Linked DNA regions of Homo sapiens: region 1 is linked to region 2. The links are chromatin loops, found by intact Hi-C in ENCODE. Cell type or tissue: IMR-90. All regions are shown on one strand. Each heading gives the region's core, and the rest is flanking DNA. Links, peaks and the distances in the headings are about the cores only.

Region 1 (8,318 bases), core at 251-8,250, 70 kb before region 2:
AGACTCAGAGGAGAAAAGCACTTAGCATCGCAGGACTTGGAGCACCGGTACTGAGGCAACCCTTCATTCATTCGTCGGATGTGTGTTAAGGCCCAGGGCAGGGGTCAGGGATTCTCCTCTCACACAGCACGTGGGTGGCAGGACCAACACCGGGTCTGATCTCCCAGCCGGGGGCACAGGCTGCTAACCCCAGGCCTGGAATCTGTCAGATGCCCTTCCCGTGCTGACTTGACTTAGACAGGCCTCCTGACCTTCCCGCAAAGGTCATGTGTGATTCGCAGGGGTTCTGGCCGCTTGAAAGGTTCCTGAGAAAGCACATGCCGTGAAGACAGAGCTTGCAGAGGGAGGACAGGCATGCAGAAGGCTCTGTGTGCAGCCCCAGACCTGGGTACCTTCGTCACCGTCCTCACCCCACCTCCGGGTGCGCAGATAGGGAGCAGGTCTCCTGTGTTATGGCCCAAGCAGGGCTGTTAGGACACTGAGAACATTCCCCCCTCCCACAGGAGAGAGAGGTCCAAGGTGCCCTACATCGTGCGCCAGTGCGTGGAGGAGATCGAGCGCCGAGGCATGGAGGAGGTGGGCATCTACCACGTGTCCGGCCGGTGTGGCCGCAGACATCCAGGCACTGAAGGCAGCCTTCGATGTCAGTGAGTGTTGGCCTGCGCAGGACGGGATGGAGGTGTGGGCAGTGGTGTCCGCGATGAGATCTCAGAGTGCTCCATGGCCCAGGCATGTCACATCCTTCTCTGTGTCTTTTCTTCATTTACTGTTTTATTATTTTAAAAAAAGAGAAAACAAGAGTTGTACAAACAGCTTCTATAGAAGCCAGTTTTTACACCATCGTACCCACTCATGCCACTTGGTGGAGTGGACCAGGGGCTTCTGTGGGGACTTGGCCTTCCTGCCTTGGGGGTGGACAGGAGGTGGAAGCCCAGGACTCAGTGCGGTCTGTCCACTGCCCTGTATGAGGATGTGGTGGGCAGAGGGCACTGATGAAATTCAGCGCAGGCCGGGGCTGCAGCCTCTCCGCCTCCATCTCACCAACCCTCACAGGCTTTGAAGGACCCGGACCTGCCTCAAATGCCAGGGGAGGGCACTGAGACCCCAGAGGGTCCCTCCCAGCATCTTCAAAGCAACAGGATTTTGTGCCTGCAGATCCTTCTTTGCAGCACACACCACCCACCCTGACCAGGACCCCTAGAATGCCCAGCATCCCTGGGAGGGCCCTGTGGTAGTTTCAGCTCCCTCTGGGGGCCCAGAATGAACCTGGCCTGTGGTGAGGATGTAAGCACCAATGGCCAATTGGGTCCAAAGGAAGACACCGGTTCAAACACTGAAACCAATCAGATTCTCCCACGGCCTTCCTGCCATCAGACGACACTGGTGCAGGGGTGGTTGCTATGTACAGGGCAGAGCCACCCAATCCCCACGCAGGAGCTGTGTCCTGCCATGCTGGCCTCCTCCTGGCCATCACATCAGGCCAAGCAGGGGAGAGGAATGGGAATGCCCATGCACCCCTATCAACTCTGCAGACACAGAACCATGCACAGCTCTTGGGAGGAGTCAGATGAGCTGCTCAAAGCCCGGGAGGGACCCACACAGTGGTCAGCATAGCAGGGACGGTGCTTTAGCCAAGGCAGGGATGGCAGGTGACTCACTCAGGATCTTCAAGGAGGCCGCTGCATTTCCGTGCTCTTTCCAGATAAGAAGGACATGTCGGTGATGATGAGCGAGACGGACATGAACGCCATCGCAGGCACGCTGAAGCTGTACTTCCGTGAGCTGCCTGAGCCCCTCTTCACTGACGAGTTCTACCCCAGCTTCGCAGAGGGCATCGGTGAGCATTGGAGGCCTTGGCCTCGTGGGAGACGTCTCCTCCATGTGCACTGCTGCCCTTGGAGGCTGTGAAAAGTGAGGTGTGGGAACCTGAGCTGTGACCCCTCTGCCATGGTCGGCATTTTAACCCAACCTCAAAAAGCAGGGGACCAGAACCGAGCCTGTCCTGGAAGGCCTTGCTCATCCCCAGAGGGCTCCCCATCCCTATTCCTCAAGGAGGCCAAGTGGGTGAAATGGTCAGCACTGCCATGCTGTGGGGTCCTAAAGTCTGCTGTCCTCCTTCCTGCAGACCAGGGCTAAACACTGGTGCCCAGGTGCTCTTGCCATGGGTCCCGGTCCAGCCAAGCATGGTTTCAAACATGACCTGACCCTTAGTCAACCTGGAGGCTGATGTCTAGAGTGGGCGCTGGAGCGTGCAGCACCTGTGGCCTCTGCATCACCCTTGGGGCAGGTCTGCCTCCCGGGCCCATGCACAGAGGACCTGGTCTCCCAGCCTGCAGGTGCCCCTGTGGTGTCCAGGACGACAAGGGGGTCTCTGCGTACTTGGTGGGGCTGGGACCCTCCCACTTCCCACCTCCTTGTGTCCCTCACTCCCCTGTTTCATTCCATGCTGAGCCTCCCCTGCCTTGGGCTCCCTGGGGAGGGGGTGGTGGCAGGAGTTGCCCAAGGGCTGCTCTGCCCATGAGCAGCTGCTCTAGCGGCTCCTCCTGCTGCTGTTCACCGGGTGCTGCTGAGCCCTGCGAGGTAGAGAAAAGGCGTTCAGGTGGTTCACACCCCACACAGGTGCCCCTCACAGGGTCCTCACTGGCGGCCAGCGCTGTGGGTGTGACGATGATGACAAGCCTAAACTGCGCAAGGACTCGTGTCCCGGGCGCTCCATGTGACCACCTCGGGAGAGGTCTCCGGCTTGTCGTAACCCAGGGGAGTCACCCACTGCCTCCTGCAGCTCTTTCAGACCCAGTTGCAAGGAAGAGCTGCATGCTCAACCTGTTGTTGTCCCTGCCGGAGGCCAACCTGCTCACCTTCCTTTTCCTTCTAGACCGCCTGGAAAGGTAGCCCAGCTCTCTTGTGGCTGCCCAGGACTCCAGGTCTCCAGGCCGTTGGGGTGCCCCTCTGCTCCCACCAGACCCCCAGCACCAAGGACCTTTTCCCCCGACCCCTGTCTGCAGTAACTCACTGCTTCTAAGGACTAGCACCACTGCCACCCCCGCCCCTGCCTCTCCTCTTTGCCACCCGCCTCCCTCTGCACTGTGGCCTTAACAAAGAGCTCAGAGCTTTGGCCGTGGCCAGCAGTGCACTTGGACCCGCCTCTTCCCTCCCAAGCACATCATGAAGACCTCCCCATCAGCCCAGAGCTGGCCCCTTGTCCTGGGCCACTGAGACCCAGAAGTACCAAGGCTGGAGTCAGCTTGCAGCACAGCCAGGGTCGAGGTCACTCCCTCCCTGAGGACTCTAGCACGGCACAGCCCCTCTGCCTCTCTCCTGGTGGTGGCGTTGAAACAGCACCCTCTGCTTCCGTCCTCTACAGGGTGGCAGAGAAGGAAGCAGTCAATAAGATGTCCCTGCACAACCTCGCCACTGTCTTTGGCCCCACGCTGCTCCGGCCCTCCGAGAAGGAGAGCAAGCTCCCTGCCAACCCCAGCCAGCCCATCACCATGACTGACAGCAGGTCCTTGGAGGTCATGTCTCAGGTATGGGAAGACAGTCTCCAGCCCATGCAACCCCAGCCTGACAGAGGTGGTCTCTGCCTGCCCCACCCCCAGTCCTGCCCATCTTCCGACTTGCATTGTATGTGGTGGTGGCTGAGATTCAGAGAGAGGGACTTGCCTAGGTTTGCATGGATGGGAGTGATAGGGGGTGCCCAGGCCACCTCCTGGTCCTGCTGGTGCACCTTGCTGGGGGCTTAAAACCACCCCAAGTGTTCGGGTGTGGTGGCTCATGCCTGTAATCCCAGCACTTTGGGAGGCCGAGGCAGGACAACTGAACCCAGGTGTTTGAGACCAGTCTGGGCAATGTAGCAAACCCCATCTCCAGAAAAAATACAAAGAAAAATTAGGCAGGCATTGTGGCACACATCTGTAATCCTAGGTATCTGGGAGGCTGACACAGGAGGATTGCTTGAGCCCAGGAGTTAGAGGCTGCAGTGATCCATGATGGAGCCACTGTACTCCAGCCTGGGGGACAGAGCAAGGCCCTGTGCATCTCTAAAATAAATAACCACCCCCCACCCAACAAGTCATGCCTTGTCAGGACCCCACCCCACCCCCGTCTCACTGTAAGGGGTTCATGACACCAGCAGGGGTTTCTAGCACCTGAGGTGGACTTGGGGACTTGGGCCCCAAAGACCTCCCCACCAGCAGCTGTGAGCCCCGCTCTGAGCCACTCTCCTCTTCCCCACTCTGCGAGGGCAGGTCGAGGTGCTGCTGTACTTCTTGCGGCTGGAGGCCATCCCTGCCCTGGACAGCAAGAGACAGAGCATCCTGTTCTCCACCGATGTCTAAAGGTCCCAGTCCATCTCCTGGAGGCGGACAGATGGCCTGGAAACCTCTGGCTAATCGGGCCATCTGTAGAGTGGGAATCAAGATTTTCTGAGGCATCCTTGGGCCACCCCCAGGTGTCAGGCCATCTGCCAAGAGACAGCGGCCCAAAGCAGAAGGACAGGTGGCCTGGGCAGATCCCGCCCAGGTCTGAAAGCCCCAGGCTGGCCTCAGACTGTGGGTTTTTTATGCGGCCACCCGAGGGCGCCCCAAGCCAGTTCATCTCTGAGTCCAGGCCTGGCCCTCGGAGACAGGGTGAAAGCAATGGTTTTTATGAACTTAACTTATAGAGTCTAAAAGATTTCTACTGAATCACTTGTCAAGAAGTGCCCTCTCTGGGGAGAAGGGAACGTGACCGGATTCCCTCACTGTTGTATCTTGAATAAACGCTGCTGCTTCATCCTGTGGGGGCCGTGGCCCTGTCCCTGTGTGGGTGGGGCCTCTTCCATTTCCCTGACTTAGAAACCACACTCCACTTAGAACAGGGTTTGAGAGGCTTAGTCAGCACTGGGTAGCGTTTTGACTCCATTCTTGGCTTTCTTCTTTTTCTTCCCAGAAGGATTTTTGTGCAGAAATGGGTCTTTTGTTGCCGTGTTAGTCCTCCTTGGAAGGCAGCTCAGAAGGCCCGTGAAACGTCGGGGGACAGGACCCCCAGGGAGGGAACCCCAGGCTACGCACTTTAGGGTTCGTTCTCCAGGGAGAGCGACCTCGTCCCCCGATCCTGACCGCCCTTCCGGCCCACGCTCTCCTGTTTGGCTTCCACAGGCCTGGACTTCTCTGGCTTCTCTGCCCACACACTCCCTGCCCCCAGTGTCCCTGCCCCTGCCCCAGCACAGGTGACTTCATTTCTGTCCTCTCAGCTCAGTGGACTCGCTCAACTTTTGTATAAGTCTCCACTTGGTGGCAGCAGCTTGCTGATGACTTGTTTTAAAACTTTCATCCTAAATAACCTTTTGATACTTGAATATTTTTAAGTTTTATACATAGTTTCTAATTTTTTTCCCAACAGATCCAGATACCTAATAAGATGCTGGAATGTAATCCCTGGACAATCCGTGTCCTGGCAGCATTTGGTCTTCCTCTAAGCGCCTGGCTCCGCTGTTCTCAGGAGTGGGTTCTGAAGTCTCTGGAGAACAGGATACGTGGAGGGTTAGGAAGGGGCCAGGCCTAGAGACGGGAGACTCCCTCCCGGAGCAGGTGGAGGCACAGGACCATTCGCTACCCCATCTGCCGGCAGCTGCGGGGGAGCCCAGGCATTCTTTGTAAGCCCTCCTGACCACCTGGCTCAAAGAAAACAGAAGCATGGAGGCCGCCAAGTATTTTCAAGAAATAATCCCATGAACATGGCATCACTTTTTTAGAAAGAGGGGCTTGGGGCAGGCAGAGGAGAGAAGGGAGATCAAACTGAGAGCCAAGTTTCCAGACGGTCCTGCAGGAGGAGAGGATGCAGCTGCCCAGAGGGAAGCAGGATCACATTTAAGGAAGTGTGTGGGGTCCCTGGATGACACCAGCACCCAGTGCGGCTCTGTCTGGCAACCGCTCCCAAGGTGGCAGGAGTGGGTGTCCCCTGTGTGTCAGTGGGCAGCTCCTGCTGAGCCTACAGCTCACTGGGGAGCCTGACAGCGGGGCCATGTGCCTGACACTCCTCTCTGCTTGTGGACCTGGCAAGGCAGGGAGCAGAAAACAGAGCCACTTGAAGGCTTTCTGTCTGCGTCTGTGTGCAGTGTGGATTTAGTTGTGCTTTTTTCTTGCTGGGAGAGCACAGCCACCATTTACAAGCAGTGTCACCCTCATGGGTGGCGAGGACAGAACAGGAGCCTCTGCTCTCTGTACCTATCTGGGCCCGGTGGGCTCCCTTGTCCTGGCTTCCATCTCTGTCTCAGCGACCATTCAGCCCTGCGCAGGAACACATGTTGCTTAGAAAAGCCAAATTCAGCCCTTGTCTCTGCCTCCTCTGGTCTCATGATGTGCATCTGTTACCTTGAAACTGGAAACCAGTCTATCAATGTCTGTGCCAATTTTTTATTCCCTCCCCAACCTCCTTCCCCATACGACTTTTTATTTATGTAGGATGTGTGCTGTCTAATGATGGGATGACCACATTTTTCCATGTTCTAAAAGTGCTCCTCTCCCGCAGGGTCCCAGGGCTGGTGGTTGCTTTGGGTCTACAGCTACGTCTTACCCGCCTCCTGCCTCAACAGCCTGTGTGGTGGCAAAGCCGGTGTGGGGCTGGGGAACGCAGCGTTCTCCAGGAGGGGGACCCGGCTCTCCTTCTGCAGTGCAGGCGAAGGCCTAGATGCCAGTGTGACCTCCCACAAGGCGTGGCTTCCAGACTCCCCGGCTGGAAGTGATGCTTTTTTGCCTCCGGCCCTGGGTTTGAAGCAGCCTGGCTTTCTCTTGGTAAGTGGCTGGTGTCTTAGCAGCTGCAATCTGAGCTCAGCCACCTACACACCACCGTGGCCGACACTTTCATTAAAAAGTTTCCTGAGACGACTTGCGTGCATGTTGACTTCATGATCAGCGCCGCTGGGAAGAACCCCTGAGCCGGTGGGGTGGGGCTGGAAGCAGCAGGTGCAGTGATGGGGCTGGGTGCCCAGGAGGCCTCAGTGCTCAATCAGGCCAAGGTGGCCAAGCCCAGGCTGCAGGGAAGGCCGGCCTGGGGGTTGTGGGTGAGCACAGGCAGGCACCAGCTGGGCAGTGTTAGGATGCTGGAGCAGCATCCGTAACCCCACTGAGTGGGGTAGTCTGGTTGGGGCAGGGACCGCTGTTGCTTTGGCAGAGAGAGATGATCCCCACTGGGGAGAGGCTGTTCTGACTCTGCAGGTGGGACAGGGACAGATGGCCACCAGGGTGACCCGGCTGGTCTTCCTTTGCTATGCTAAGCCCTGGGACATGGAGGTTTCCTGCCACACAGCCTGGGCCGGGGTTCTTACCTGTGGCCACCGCTCTGGCACGAGCCCCTCAGTCTTGGGTGGTTTCTGCCTGGTCCGGGATTTGGTGTTCCTGCTGAGTCCAGCCTTTCTACCACCTCTGCATGGGCCGTGGGTGGTGTTGTCAGCTGCCTCCCACCTTGGCTTCAGTAGCTCACCCAGCTTACAGGGGAGCTGCCCTGGGCTGGAGATGGGCATGCACCCTGGGTCCTACTTGAATGAATGCAGCTTGAGGAGACCCGGCCATATACACTGGGCCACAGGTTACCCTCGGCAATGCCCACATCAGCCGTCAGCCTGAGCCTCCCCAGGAGAGCAAGGCTCACACGACAAAGGCTGCCCGTGGCCAATGAGGTGGCTGAGCCCAGCCAGGACCTTTCTCGGACTCCCGGGATGTGGCTCTGCTCGTGAGCTGCCTGGTCAGCTCTCTCGGGGTGAGAGGGGCTTGTCACACGGGCCCCTGCCTGCAGTGTGACCCTTCTCAGCTTCTCTCAGCAGCCCTGCCTGCGGAGTGTCACCACCACCATGATCATTTCCCTGACACTGCGAGGGTCGGGGGGCGTCCTGGGTAGAGACAGGGCCCGTGGCAGCAGCAGGCTCAGGGGCGGCCTACACTGGTGGGCTGGGGACCTGGTGGAGACCACGCCAAGGGCTGGACAAGGGAACGAGCCTCCACCCTGGCCTCTCCGCAGGCCTCAGCAGCCCCTCCCACAGGCAGAAGGGTTGACACTGGGTTCTGCCCTCACTGCAAGAGCTGCAAGTGCCACGTGCTGTTCTGCCCAATCTGGTGTCTGCAGGTGAGGGAAGGGCTGCCGCTGGCCCATTTCTGAGTGTTCAGCACCTAAGGGTGACAGCACTGTTTGTCCCTACCCTCCGAGTCCTGTTTGAAAATCAAACCCATGCTCACAGGCCAATTTTTTTTTCTTTTAGAGACAGGGTCTCACTTTGTCACCCAAGCTGGAGTGCAATGGTGCGATTATAGCTCAATGCAGCCTCCAATTCCCGGACTCAATGG
Region 2 (8,318 bases), core at 109-8,108:
AGATAGTTGTAGACATGTGGCGTTATTCTGAGGGCTCTGTTCGCTATCTATGACAAACCCACAGCCAATATCATACTGAATGGGCAAAAACTGGAAGCATTCCCTTTGAAAACTGGCACAAGACAGGGATGCCCTCTCTCACCACTCCTATTCAACATAAAGTTGGAAGTTCTGGCCAGGGCAATTAGGCAGGAGAAGGAAATAAAGGGTATTCAATTAGGAAAAGAGGAAGTCAAATTGTCCCTATTTGCAGATGACATGATTGTATATCTAGAAAACCCCATTGTCTCAGCCCAAAATCTCCTTAAGCTGATAAGCAACTTCAGCAAAGTCTCAGGATACAAAATCAATGTACAAAAATCACAAGCATTCTTATACACCAACAACAGACAAACAGAGAGCCAAATCATGAGTGAACTCCCATTCATAATTGCTTCAAAGAGAATAAAATACCTAGGAATCCAACTTACAAGGGATGTGAAGGACCTCTTCAAGGAGAACTACAAACCACTGCTCAAGGAAATAAAAGAGGATACAAACAAATGGAAGAACATTCCATGCTCATGGGTAGGAAGAATCAATATCATGAAAATGGCCATACTGCCCAAGGTAATTTACAGATTCAATGCCATCCCCATCAAGCTACCAATGACTTTCTTCACAGAATTGGAAAAAACTACTTTAAAGTTCATATGGAACCAAAAAAGAGCCCGCATCGCCAAGTCAATCCTAAGCCAAAAGAACAAAGCTGGAGGCGTCACACTACCTGACTTCAAACTATACTACAAGGCTACAGTAACCAAAACAGCATGGTACTGGTACCAAAACAGAGATATAGATCAATGGAACAGAACAGAGCCATTGTATGTTCTTTAAGCCCATTAAATCTTCCCCACCCAGGCCAGGGGCAGTGGCTCATGTCTGTAATCCCAGCACTTTGGGAGGCCAAGGCACAAGGATCATCTGAGGTCAAGAGTTCAAGACCAGCCTGGCCAACATGGTGAAACCCCATCTCTACTAAAAATACAAAAATTAGCTGGGTGTGGTGGTGGGCGCCTGTGGTCCCAGCTACTAGGGAGGCTGAGGCAGGAAAATAGCTTGAACCTGGGAGGCGGAGGTTGCAGTGACCTGAGATTGCACCACTGCACTTCAGCCTAGGGACAGACGGAGACTCTGTCTCAAAAAAAGAAAAAAAAAAAAAATCCTCCCCACCCCAAATCATGCACTGTCCTCTTGAAATCATCCACACTCCCTATCTCCTGCTAGCCCTGGGGTGATCAAGTGCCTGCTGTGGCCCATCGGGAGACGCCTCTCCTCAGGGTCCAGTGCTGCCGAGGAGGAGGGAGTGGCCAGTGTAGTGCGTTGTAGGAGTGGGAAGTCAGGGGGGGCTTCCTGGAGGAGTCTGGCTCCAGCTGAGTATCAAAGGAGAGATTCCCATCGCCCTTTCCCCTAAGAAGCAGGGTATATCAGCATCTTTATCCCACTGGGATATTCGGCAATGACTCTGTGATTCTCCCCCAACGCATGCTAATAACTTGGTACACCTTGTTTTCCAATTAATCTGCCTTTTGTGAGTTGATTTTTCCTTGAACTTTCAGAGGGTAAAGGGGAAGTTTTCCCTTGGCCCCTACATTATGGTGTCCAGCATATGACATTTTATGGCTACTTGACATCGGTTAGTCTAGAACCCACCTAGCAAGTGGCGTCAAGGTGGGAGTGAGGCGTGACTGCTGTGACACCCCATCACATTTCAGTGCCTCTCTGGGCCTGATAATTAAAGGGGGCTCTCGTTCCTCAGATAAAAATTTCTTTTTGGCCGGGCACAGTGGATCATGCCTGTAATCCCAGCACTTAGGGAGGCCGAGGCAGGAGGATTGCTTGACCCCAGGAGTTCAAGACCAGCCTGAGCGTGCCTGTGGCCCCAGCTACTTGTGAGGCTGAGGCAGGAGGATCACCTCAGCCTGGGAGGTTGAGGCGGCAATGAGCTATGATCGCACCACTGCACTCCAGCCTGGGTGACAGAGTGAGACCCTGTCTCACAGAAGAAAAGTTTCTTTCCCATCTCAGCACCAACTAACTGCTTCAACAAATGGTCCCTGAAACATATTAAGGCTTAATCACAAAAGAAGTTTATTTCCTGGTCCTGGAAGAGTAGTGGGTGGGTGATCAGGTCAGCAGGGACTTGGTTGGCATGACTTCCAAAGTCAGTCATCCTCACATCCTTGCAACAAAGGGAGCTGGTGAAAGCCTGAAGGGGTGCCTGTGGGAAGCCGCACTCCTCCACGATGCCTCCTTGACTTCCCACTCCTACAGTGCGCTGCACCGACCCCCCCGCCTCCTCCTTGGCAGCATTGGACCCTGAGGACAGGGGTGTCCTGATGGGCCTAGCAGAGGTCTGGCCCACAGCAGGCACTCGGCCACCCTGGGGCTTGCAGAAGGAAGCAGCTTGGCAGAAGAAGGGGTCCCTTGCTCCCCAGCTGTGCCTGTACTGTACTGTACCGAGTCAGAGCCCTCCCTGGCCCCCAGATCAGCCGCACCCACTGTGCTCAGCCAACAGGAGACCTAGTGGGAGGCTGGAGGGCAGGGGGCACAGAGAAGCCGGGCTTCCCTACTCTAGCCAGCAGGGGACCTGCAGCTGGGCTGTCACCTCTGTGACTCCCCTTGGCCCACAGGCCTGCGTGACGCCCGCTTCCATGGGATCTGGGCCTGGCTCCCATAGCACATTCCTTCCTCCCTTTGCCCTTCTGCCCAAGGTGGGTCTTAGGATCCTGCTGGTACCTCATCGGCTCCTGTTTGACCCCCCCAGCTCTCTCATCACCTGTGTCTCCAAAGCCCTGGATTACCATCTGCCCCACTCTGACTGGTACCACCACGATGGTACCGGCCATTGGGTGACTCTGATACTCCATCATTTCAACCCTACTGTAAGCCACCCGCAAGCTCCCATGGCTGCCCGTCCTGCAAGCCCTGGGCTGCTATTTGGGAGACCATCTCCCTGAGGCAGCGGTCCCTGCCTTTGATGTCTCTAGAGAGTCTGCACCGGCTCCAGGCCTTCTGCCTTTGCACAGGCCCTGTCTCTATCTCTTTCGGGCCCCAGGAAAAGCCCCTGGCAGGTGGTGGGGCTTCCCAGCCTGGCCTGCCCCTGGCACTGGGAACATCTGATGTCTGGGACTGGGGCCACAGACAGGGCACCCTTTCTCCTGCTGGAAAGGGGAGGTGGGGGGGCAGACCAAGGGCCCATCCTGGAGGGAGACTGGTGGGGGTGGGGGAGCCCGAGGCAGGCCACACTTTGCTCTTAGGATGAAATCTAAATGCCTTGGCCTGGCAGGGGAGGCCTTGGCTGGCCCCCACCCCTGTCATTCCGCAGACATGACTGCACTTCTCTTTCTCTGAGCCTTTGCATAGACTGCTCCTCTACCCAGAACCCCTGTCCATCTGGAACCCCTGTCCAACCAATCAGAGCTCTGAGAATCCAACCTGTTTCTTGACCTCAGTTCGGGGGCTGCTCTTGTCTGGGACACCCTCTAGTGGACCTGATGAGCTGCCAAGCTGCCCCTGCCGCTCTTGGGCCCCCTGAAAACCTGTGCCCGCTCCCTCATGTCCAGGCCTTGACCCGGAAACTGACCTCTCACCCACTGACACGTGGCCGGCCCAGGCCTGGCGTGGCACAGGGGTGCGCTGGGGATTCAGACAGTGGGAGGGGAGCCCTGCCTTACCTCATCTGTAGGGAGGAAAGTACCTGCCCAGCCCGCCAAGGGGCTGACCCTCAGCCCCACCATGCCTGGAGGTGCAAACCCAGGGGAATGGGGAAGCAACGGAGTGAGCTCTAGAAAGAGAGAAGGCCAGACCCCATTCCCCTCCGCTAGCCTCCCGCCACCCCTGCCCTGCAACCCTCAGCTCGGTTCCCGCACACGTGCCCCATCATGCACATTCACCTCCTCCAGGAAGGCCTCAGATGAGACATGTCTCTGCCTCCCCAGCTCTCCCATTCACCAAGGGCAAGGCTGAGCAGGTGAGAGGCCTGGACTCCCACCCCATGGTCAGTGCCCGCTGAATGACCTGGGGAGACCTGTGCAACCTCTTCAACACTCCTGAGATGCGGGGATGACCCAGGTGCGGGGAGGCGGAGGGGTGGGCTGTGCGCAGACCTTGGCTGCGGTTGTGACCAAGTCGGCTGACCCAGCTGCAGGGCAGGGCTGACTGCCCTCCCAACCTCCTGCCACCCAGACTCGCTGTTCCTATCCTCTGCTGCCCCTATATGGCCACTCCCAGCGCTGCAGGTCACACTGAGGCGGCTCAACTCCCCACCCAGTGTTCTCTACCTGGCCCCCAACTTCCAGCCTCACCCTCTCCAGCACTTTCTCTGAGACCTAAGGGGCAAACCCGACCAATGCTACCCTGCCTGAGTCCCCATTCGGGACCCTCTCCACAAAGGTTGATGGACCCTGGTCATCCTCCAGCTGCTTCCAGGTCTGTGCCTCCATGCCAGGCCCCACAGGAAGCGCCGACAAAGAGCTGCTCAGGTGGGCCACCGTGGCCTGAGGCCTGGGCTCTGTGCCCAGATTCTGGACATTCCTGGGCTAAGGAGCCTGGGCGCTGGTCTCCTGAGGACTTGGAACTGATCCTGCCAGCGACTGCACCCAGCCAAGGAGCCGAGGCTGCAGGGCAGTGCTTGCCAGAGCACGCCAGGGCGTGGTGAGGGGGTGGCACCTCTGTTGAGGGAGGGGTTGTCCTTCTCCATCTCCTGAGTGACCCAAGTGAGCCCTGTGCTGTGTTGGCGGCCTCCCCACCCCACGAGGCGGCCACAGTTCTCCATCCCACTGCATACATGGAGAGAGAGCCTGGGGAGGGAGCATCCCCGGCAACCTCGTGGAGGAAGCAGGCAGGGCTCAGACCTGCCTCACTCTGGATACTGTTGGTGGTGACCCCGGGAGGCGGTCATGGAACTCTCCAGAACCAGGGCGCAGCATGAACACCAGGAGACCAGGGAAGGAAACAAGGCGCTTGTTTTCTCTTTGCACAGGCAGGGAGGGTGTTCCTGAGTGACCTTCCAGAAGAGTTCGAAATTATAAGCCTGGAGTGCCGAGGGAGGCCTCTGCCGCTGGGGGTCTCGCTGTCTGCTTTGGGGTTCTGGGGCCTCTCCTTACCCCATCTGGGGTCCCAGGATGGGCCCAGGGGTCCAGGAACCAAGGCAGCACTGCACTGGTGCCCGCACGGTCCGGGAGCAGGCCTCCGTAGATCAGGGGTCAGGGGCCCCGGCATCAGGCTCTGGGGAGTGAGGTATTGGAATCTGAGGCTCAGGGGTCAGGGGCCCCGGCGTCAGGCTCTAGGGAGTGAGCTATTGGAATCTGAGGCTCAGGTGTGGGAGTGTCAGGGCTCAGGACATAGGTATTAGAATCCCAGGGTATGAAGTTTCAGGTTTGGGGAATTAGAGCCGTGAGTATTTGGGGAAGAGCACGGAGCGCTGCTAGCACGGGGCTTGGGTGTTGGAACACTGGGCCTCCTGCCTGGGGTCTGAGATGACAGAGTAGGGGGTTAAATGCCCAGGTATCAAGTATCCAGGTCCCAGGTGTCTGGTCCTGGGGATGCGGGAGTCGCAGGACTGGGCTGCCTGTTCTCAGGAGTCTTGGCCTGGTGCTCACAGCCAAGCTGCTCCCATCAGGGCTGTGCACCCCAGACGTGCCTGCAACAGAAACGCAGTTAGAAGTAGCCTCGGTGGTCCCACCGGCTGTCTCGGGGTCTTGGGAGAGGGGCTGGGGGGTCTCACGTGTTGCCCTTCCTGCGGCGCAGCAGCACATAGACGAGCGCAACCGCCGCCACCACCGCGAGGCCCCCAAAGATGATGCCCAACAGCACCGCGTAGCTGCGTCCTGGTGAGGGAGCGAGTGTCAGTGAGGGGGCTCTCTGGGGTGGTGAGTGGGGACAGGTGCAGGCAGGTGTATGAGCAGAGTGTCCTCACCTGGCTGGCACTTCGGGGTGGGTGAGGACCAGGTGCCGTCAGCCTGGCAGGTGCTGGTCTCTGCCCCGGCCAGGCTGTAGCCGTTGTCACAGTGGAAGTAGATGGTGGAACCCGCCAGGTACCTGTTGCCCTCCTTTTGTCCGTTGGGAGGTGGGGCCAGCCAGCCACAGGACACCACTGGGATGGGGACAGAGTGCAGACAACAGGCCTGAGCTGCCATGCATACACACATCTGGCCACCCCGGGGGGTCCTGTCCCAGCTCCCCGCCCACCCCCACCTGCCCGCCCTCACCTGGCTGCAGGCTCTGCATGCGACGCTGGTGCAGCTGGTGGGCCACCCGAGTGGCAGTGCCCGTGCTCAGGCTCCCAGTGGCTGCCACATCAAAGTTGCAGAAATGATCGTCCCCACATAGTTTGGCTGCCTCTTGTGCCAGGCTGGGGTTGAGGGTGGTCTCACTGGGGAAGAGGGGCTCGAAGGTGGGGTCGTGCTTGGGTTGGTACAGGAAGTTGTGGACCAGGAACCAGGAATCGTAGGTGAGCAGGGAGGACGCATTGTGCACGGTCCCTGGAAGATACATGACCGGGGCCTGGCTGGGCATGGCTCCCTTTGGTCCCCAAGCCCTGCCCGTGCCATGTTTCCAGTAACCCCCACCCCGTCTGCCCCATATACTCCACGGTCACTCACAGTTGGCCCCAAACAGGAACAGCTCCTGGGGACTGGTGCCTGGGGGCAGGACGCGCCCGCTGTGCAGGGTGAAGTCGTCGGTGGGGTCGTTGTTGAGTGTCCCGAGGAGGCCGTGGGTGTGGGTGAGGAACTTCTCAGGCAGCAGGACGGACACACTCAGGAACGGGCCCTGCACGCTGACCTCCAGGCCGGCCCCTGATGCCAGCATGATGGAGACCCTGTCCCCGGCAGCCACCGACAGGAACATTCCTGGGCTCAAGGGGGATGCATTAGGGTCACCCGCTGTGAGCATCTTGTCCCCTCCCGCAGCCCCAGGACAGGGTGGTCGGCACCCAGGGGCTGTGGGTGAGGGCACCTGCAGGGGAAGGGAGGGCGTTCCCGGGGCCAATTCTGCTGACCATGACCCTCCGCCACCCCTGCCATGCTTGCGGTGGAACTCCCAGCGGCACCTGAGGTGCAGCCCCTGCAGTGAATCCCCCATGTTGAGATGCACGTGTGGGTCCCTCTGGCCTTGGCTGCAGCAGCCACACCTGCCTGGGCACGTCCCGAGGGTCCCTGAACCCTCAGTGCTGACAGGCCCCTCCCAGGTCCTCACCCATCCCAACCAGGAATCCTTTCATTGACTCAGTTCCCTGAGGCAAGGGGTTCAGATGTGGAGCTACCACTTGCCAGGGGCATCCTTAACCGTGCAGGGCTGGAGACCTTGCAGTGGCTTTTGAGGACTGAGGGAGTGACAGGAGCACAGGAGTGGCTCTGTGCAGGCCAGCGGTGAACGTTACCAGGGTGAGTTCCCCTCCAGAAGGCTCCCGGGATCCTCCGTAGGGAGGACATGTCCCACCGTCACGGCCTCTCGGCTTTTGACCAGGTGGGTACGACGGGGGCACCTCGGTGGGTGTGAAGGCCTGAGGTCGGACCACCCAGGCCTCTAGCCAGGACTGGGAGAGGCATGAAGGCCCAGGGCTTCCCCTCAGTCTCCCTGCAGGAATGGGGAGGAGGTGAGGGCAGCCCGCAGCCTCGCGTGGCTGGACTGCTCACCTTTCAGGTCCATCCAGCTCTGCTCGGTGAAGCTCAGCACCTCCTGGTTCAGCAGCACCTCCAGACCTCCGGTCCTGTTGGCCAGCCTGACTTCCACCACATCTGAGTTGCCCTCCTGGACGGCCACTGCGGTCAGCCCAGTGCCACGGGTCTCCGTGCCTGCGGTGGTGGGAGCAGAACGGGAGCCACTTGGCTCCAGCCTCCCACCTTGGTTCTACCCCATGCCAACCAGAGCAGCCCCTAGCCCTGGCCTCACCGTTGGACATCGTCCCGGGCTGGGCCCGCGCCTGCACCCTCAGGTCGGTCAGCGCTGCCTCCAGCAGCACGTACTCTCCGCGCCCATTGAATGTGAAGTTGGTGCCGTCGAAGGTCACAAAGTGTGGGTCTCCGAAGGCGGAGGCTAGGGTGAGAGTGGAGGGTCACGTGGGGGTGCACCCCAGCCCAGCCCGATCTTTCCCAGGGTCTGGGGCACGGGATGGCACCCACCCAGTCTTGGGGGCCGGTAGTTGCGGCAGTCATTGGAGGGCCGCCGTTGCATGTAGCGGGGGCAGTCGGGTGCCCAGAGGCAGCAGTAATAGAAGCTGAGGACATCGTAGAGCCAGTGGGACATGCTGGGCACTCGGGGTGGCGTGCGGAACG

The links. Peaks named below come from ENCODE experiments on the same cell type or tissue, not always from the same donor. Only the 100,000 strongest peaks of a DNase experiment are listed, where the experiment ranks them.
Region 1: a loop joins it to region 2, with 10 times the contacts of the local background. A loop is called at or near these places in 91 of 110 quality-filtered maps.

Annotation. Positions count from the first base shown.
Region 1 is chr22:24,255,948-24,264,265 of GRCh38, reverse strand. It overlaps the pseudogene POM121L9P and the pseudogene BCRP1. Among named protein-coding and RNA genes, the nearest start is that of SPECC1L-ADORA2A, 11 kb to the left of the region's middle. RefSeq lists a silencer at 4,497-4,566 and enhancers at 3,986-4,603, 7,426-8,318. In IMR-90, for the core only: a CTCF peak has its summit at 4,608 (motif pointing right); a DNase peak (open chromatin) is centred at 4,607; H3K27ac peaks cover 295 bases.
Region 2 is chr22:24,185,777-24,194,094 of GRCh38, reverse strand. SUSD2 (sushi domain containing 2) reads right to left here. Exons shown (of 15, transcript NM_019601.4): 8 at 8,166-8,318; 9 at 7,936-8,079; 10 at 7,680-7,838; 11 at 6,645-6,893; 12 at 6,252-6,524; 13 at 5,960-6,136; 14 at 5,768-5,870; 15 at 4,989-5,683. The coding sequence ends at 5,659. Among named protein-coding and RNA genes, the nearest start is that of SUSD2, 8.4 kb to the right of the region's middle. RefSeq lists an enhancer at 3,881-4,522. In IMR-90, for the core only: CTCF peaks have their summits at 3,535 (motif pointing left) and 4,254; no DNase peak of the experiment used is centred there; H3K27ac peaks cover 434 bases.